2 separate regions of the Homo sapiens genome follow, and region 2 is linked to region 1. A link is an interaction called in ENCODE POLR2A ChIA-PET data of the cell type or tissue named here. Cell type or tissue: Panc1. All regions are shown on one strand. Region 1 overlaps AQP2 (aquaporin 2). Region 2 overlaps RACGAP1 (Rac GTPase activating protein 1).

Region 1 (2,500 bases):
CTTAGCACAGTGCCTGGCACAGAGTAAGGCTCAGTAAAGTCTCCTTACGTTGTGACTGTTAATTTTAAAAGCCCCTTGAGGGTTTAGTGTGGTGCTAAGCTAGGGGGAAGAGTCCAGCGGGAGGGTGCAGAGGAAGTAGAGAACAGGTGCCTCCTCTGTCAGTTTGTCAGGCAGGGCTGAGGGGAGGAGCCTGCAGGAATGCTAAGGACTTGGAGGAGCGGGCTCTGGGCTCTGTGGCAGCTAAGATGCCAAAGAAAACAAGGGCTAAAGAAACCCCGCTATTGTTCCTGCCCAGCTCTGGCATTTCCTGCTGGAGCAGCTCCTCCCCCAGGTCTCTCCTCTTAAGGCCGGAGGTCAGTCTGTCCTTTCTTCCATGGGTCCCAGCGCTTTGTCCCCAGCCAATCATGCCAGCTGTACATGCCAGTTGTACGCAGGATTTTCTTCTGGGCCTGGGACTTGGGCTGGACAATGACCCTGATGACCCCAGAGGCCATTGGGGGCCAGGCTCCTTTGCTGCTGAACTTGCCTCCAGTTCGCACCCTTTCACTTGCTTTCTCATCCTCTCTCCCCAGGCACTGTCTTCATAGTCCACAGGTCTCAAACTCCAGCATCTCAGAATGAAAGGATTCACAAGTGCTCACAAGAGGCTTGGCTGCCAGGGGAAGCTCCGACCTGAAGATTTGAACTAATGAGGGACTATAAAGGCCAAGACCTTGTTCTTGCCATTTTAGAGATTCAGAATATAATCTACAAAGTTAGAGATTATAATTGGCCTCCACTGTGTGATTTGATTCCAAGCTACCCATGAAGAAACCCAGACTCAGAGGTCACTTGCCTAGGGTCACACAGTGACCTGAGATGGGAACCACAGGTCGCCACATAGACTTGGTCATCAGGAGTGGGCCTGGTGAGGCCAAAGAAGGAGATTTCATCTGTCAAGGTTACTCACACAGGGCAGCTGATTCTGTTTCCTAGGGCCTGTGTCTTAGGCTCTTCCATCTCTCTAACCACTAGAGTCCCTCTGTCCTCAAGTCATCACAGTAAACTCCCATTATGTCTCGGAATTCTCTTTGCCCAAGCACTCAGGCCCTGCCCTGGCAGCTCCAGAGGAATGCCCGGGACCTTTGTGAGCTGAGTGATGGGTCTCCCCATTTGTGGCAGGGGGAATTTGAATGTCTTAGGGAGAGCCCTTCCCCTCCTCTCCTGATATGGGGACTTCTGAGTTCCCTGGGAGAAGTTGAGGGCTGGGGTAGAAGTGGTAGGGAGCTCCGCCTGTCTTCTGGTACCTTGGGCTGTATTTCTATTACCACTGCCAAGTTGTGGAAGAAACAGTACTTATTGGCAAATGAGCATTTATTGAGTGCTTATTATATGCAGAGCAGTTGAAGGAAGGTAGATAGGAGAACGCCATCCAAGAACTGGAAGCAGCCCTTGTCCCCAAAGGGCTTACAGTCTAGCTGGGAGGCATTGTATATATACAACATCACAGCTTAAAGATACAAAACGACATTGAAGCACCATTTGCAGGTGCAAAGTCATTTGGCACAAAGTGGGAGTATGGGACAGCTCAGAACCTTCTCTGTCCCCAGCTTAGGGACCTGGAGGTCTGTCTACCTGTCTCCATGCTGCCCTGCCTCTGTCTGGTTTGGTGTGTGTGATCTCTGTTCTCTGACTGACCGGGTGCTCTTAAAGGGCAGAAACCAGCCCCACATTCTTTGTCCTCTCTACCCTGCTGCCCTCGCCAAGGCTCTCCGTCCACTGCAAGACAGTGGGTTGGGCTGGAAAGGCCCAGCCATGTGTTCTGGCTTCTGCCAGGGCCTCCCAGGAGCCTAGGATTTGTCTCAGTGGAAAAATCATGGGATTTTGTGTAAAAAGGTCTGAGTTCAAGTGTTGGCTCCACCATATACTACCTGTGAGACTTTAGACCAGTCCCTTAGCCTTGGTTTCTGAATCTGTAAAATGGGAAGAACAATATTTGCTCTACCTTTGTCACGGGGTTGGGAGATAATCACAGGGGACGATAAGGGGAAGCTTTGGAAATAGCAAAACCCTTCATGGCTGGGGGCCTTTGTCCTTCCCTAACCTATCTGAAGTTTGAGGAAGATCAGATAAGTCCGTGCATGCAAGGCACCCAGCACAGCAGCTGGTACACAAGAGATGCCAGGAACTGCCAATTTCCCTCCACCCCTGGAGTTCCATCACTTGGAATCCTTTTTTGACCTCTGACTCCAATCTGGGCAATAGAGGCTAGAAATGGTAGGGATTTCACATTTAGTTTTTGGGGAGATGCAATCCAAAAAGTGAAACAGACATAGAGAGAAATTCTTGGCTTCTTCTAGAGGAGTTTGTTGGGGTGAGGTGGGGTGGGGATGAGGTGCCTGAGACACATCCATGCTGGGCTCATAGCTCACTGCCTTGCTGCCTTTGAACCTCTAGAGCAAGGACACTCAGGTGCCAGGAGGACAGCTCTGGAGGTCACTTTGGTTTCTGACTCCACCCT
Region 2 (2,500 bases), 62 kb before region 1:
AGAAGATTAATAATAAACAGTATTTTTGTATCTGCTAAATGAATGTTATAGATAATAAAGGAAATCATTTTGGACTGAAATGGTTAGGGAAGGCTTCAGTGAATTGGTGAGACTTATTCTAGACCTTGAAGGATGGAAGACCAGAATAGGAAGAATTCACAGGGAAAAAAAGAGGTATTCAGTATGCTGAACTTCTAGTAATTTTCTGAAAAATCACAATTCAAATCTTCCCTTCCTTATTTTAGTCTTCATGTTGGATTGAGAACATTTTGTTTACTCTCTGCAAGTGATTTGCTTATAAAGAACATTTGGTTTCAAGATAATCCTTCTGTCCGCCAGTTGTATTAGAGACTTTCGATACAGTGAAGCAGAAGCTGGACATTTCAGGAAAAGAATTGTCCTCACATTGTCCTCAAATGTGTTCCTATGAAAGGATCTTAAAGTACTGAGATTATCTTTGAGAATGGTTTTCCTTGACAGCAGGGAATCTATATTGTTGATTTCTTGGAAATCTCCAGATTTAGCAATGTTTGTGGGAAAGTTTTTCATTAAAACACTTTCCTGAAAAACTCCAGCAACCTTTCATTGCTTTGTCTTAAAGTATTTAACACCCTTGATGCATCTAAAAAACCTGATATATAGGTCTCTTAATAATGTTGTTTGAAGGAGGAGGAAGAAGAGGATAGAGACTTTTCCCAGGATACCCTGCAGTAAGATCTGTAATAGTCTGTTTTTCTGAAGGATGATATCTACCTCTTGGCTGGGTGATTGAAATTAAATTGGGGGCTCAAAGCAATCACATCCAGCTGAGACTCTTTCATGGTGTTTCCAGATTGCTCCCTTAGGGATACTCACAGATTGGGAATCTGTAACATACTGACTTCTCCACCTCTGGGGTTCCCCATCAATAACAGCTGAGATTCTCTAGCACCTTTTGGTTTAAAGTGCTCCACAAACTGAGTTTCTTGCTGCACGCAGGGATCGTTTCAGCTTTCCCGAAAAGGCAGCAGTCTCTGTTGTGGAAAGTGACAGCTGTTTTACAGCTGCAAAAGCAATGTACTACAATATGACTTTGTTTTTGTTTCCTTTCACATTAGTGTATCTCCTAGCTATGGACTAAATAATACATGGGGGGAAATAAACAAGTATTCATGAGGGTGAAAATGTGACCCAGCAGGAAAATTACAACTATTTTCAATTGACGTTGAATAGGGTGAGTAAATTTTAGCTTTTTGAGTTACAATTTGGCTGAGATATCAGAGTTAGTACTGATATAGAAAGATATTTTTGTCATCTATAAATAATTCCTGAGAGTCACTTCTGTAGAATGTTAATAAAAATATATGGTCCCCTAGCATATAAAGAGAAGAGGATTATATTCTGCTAGTGCCATTTTTGGATTACCCTAAGTAAATCTATGTTAGAGGAAAAAATAACTCTTCAGAAGCAGCAAACCTCATCTAGAACAGCTTGTTTAAAAGCCTAGACCTGGCCAAATTTTGCTGTTTCCTTGATTCTTCTTGGTCTGGGTTCCAGCTATAATTTGTGTTTTATATGTGTTGCTGTTTGTATGACATGTTATGGTTTGCAGGAGGTCTCTGAGTAGGTCTGCAACATATATGGTCTAATTGATATTTTTGTAACTTATCTCTTCAATGTGTTGGGTTGGAGAGAATATAGATTTTGGACTCAGACCTGGGTTTCAATGAGAACTCGACATTTATTGGTTAATTTAAGGTTTCTGGACTTAGTTGCCCATTGTCTGTAAAATGGAGATAATTAAGTTAGTGAGGCCAGGCATGGTGGCTCACGCCTGTAATCCCAGCACTTTGGGAGGCCGAGGCAAGCAGATTGCTAGAGGTCAGGAGTTCGAGACCAGCCTGACCAACTTGGTGAAACTCCATCTCTACTAAAAATACAAAAAAAAAAATTAGCTGGGCCTGGTGGTGGGCACCTGTAATCCCAGCTACTCGGGAGGCTGAGGCAGGAGAATCACTCGAACCCTGAAAATGGAAGTTGCGGTGAACCGAGATGGTGCTACTGCACTCCAGCCTGGGTGACAGAGCAAGACACCGTCTCAGAAAAAAAGTCAAATTCACTTAAAGAAAAAGTGTACGTGAAGTGTCTAGTTTAGTGCCCGAATCATTTCAAAGCACCTAGTAAATACTGGATTCTTTTCTTTCTAATTGTATAGTATTATTTTTAAAAATGGTCTAAAATTCTGAATTTACTGATATCCTTATTTGGAGACAGCCTAGGGGGGAAAACACCTAGATTTGAGAATCACTGTTTTAGGATGGAAGTAACAACTATCAGACCAAAACCAAACCTAAACAAAAGAAACTCACTTCATACCAACTAAAAGATACCTTATATTTTGGTAGTGAGATTGTAAACTTATACATTTTAAAATTTTTGTAATATTCTATGAGGTAAATAGAGCAAGTGTTATTGTTTTCACTTTATAGATGAGTCATGGAATTTAAGTGATTTACTGAAG

What was found. Peaks named below come from ENCODE experiments on the same cell type or tissue, not always from the same donor. Only the 100,000 strongest peaks of a DNase experiment are listed, where the experiment ranks them.
Region 2: POLR2A ChIA-PET joins it to region 1 with 5 read pairs; 5 of 35 experiments call an interaction of 5 or more read pairs at or near these places.

What each region holds. Positions count from the first base shown.
Region 1 is chr12:49,957,717-49,960,216 of GRCh38, reverse strand. AQP2 (aquaporin 2) reads right to left here. Exons shown (of 4, transcript NM_000486.6): 4 at 1,339-2,500. The region is part of intron 1 of AQP5-AS1 (AQP5 and AQP2 antisense RNA 2); the gene reads left to right. Among named protein-coding and RNA genes, the nearest start is that of AQP5, 2.9 kb to the left of the region's middle. In Panc1, no CTCF peak of the experiment used is centred here; no DNase peak of the experiment used is centred here; H3K27ac peaks cover 2,243 bases.
Region 2 is chr12:50,019,775-50,022,274 of GRCh38, reverse strand. All of the region lies in intron 1 of RACGAP1 (Rac GTPase activating protein 1), which reads left to right. Among named protein-coding and RNA genes, the nearest start is that of RACGAP1, 4.5 kb to the left of the region's middle. In Panc1, no CTCF peak of the experiment used is centred here; no DNase peak of the experiment used is centred here; H3K27ac peaks cover 806 bases.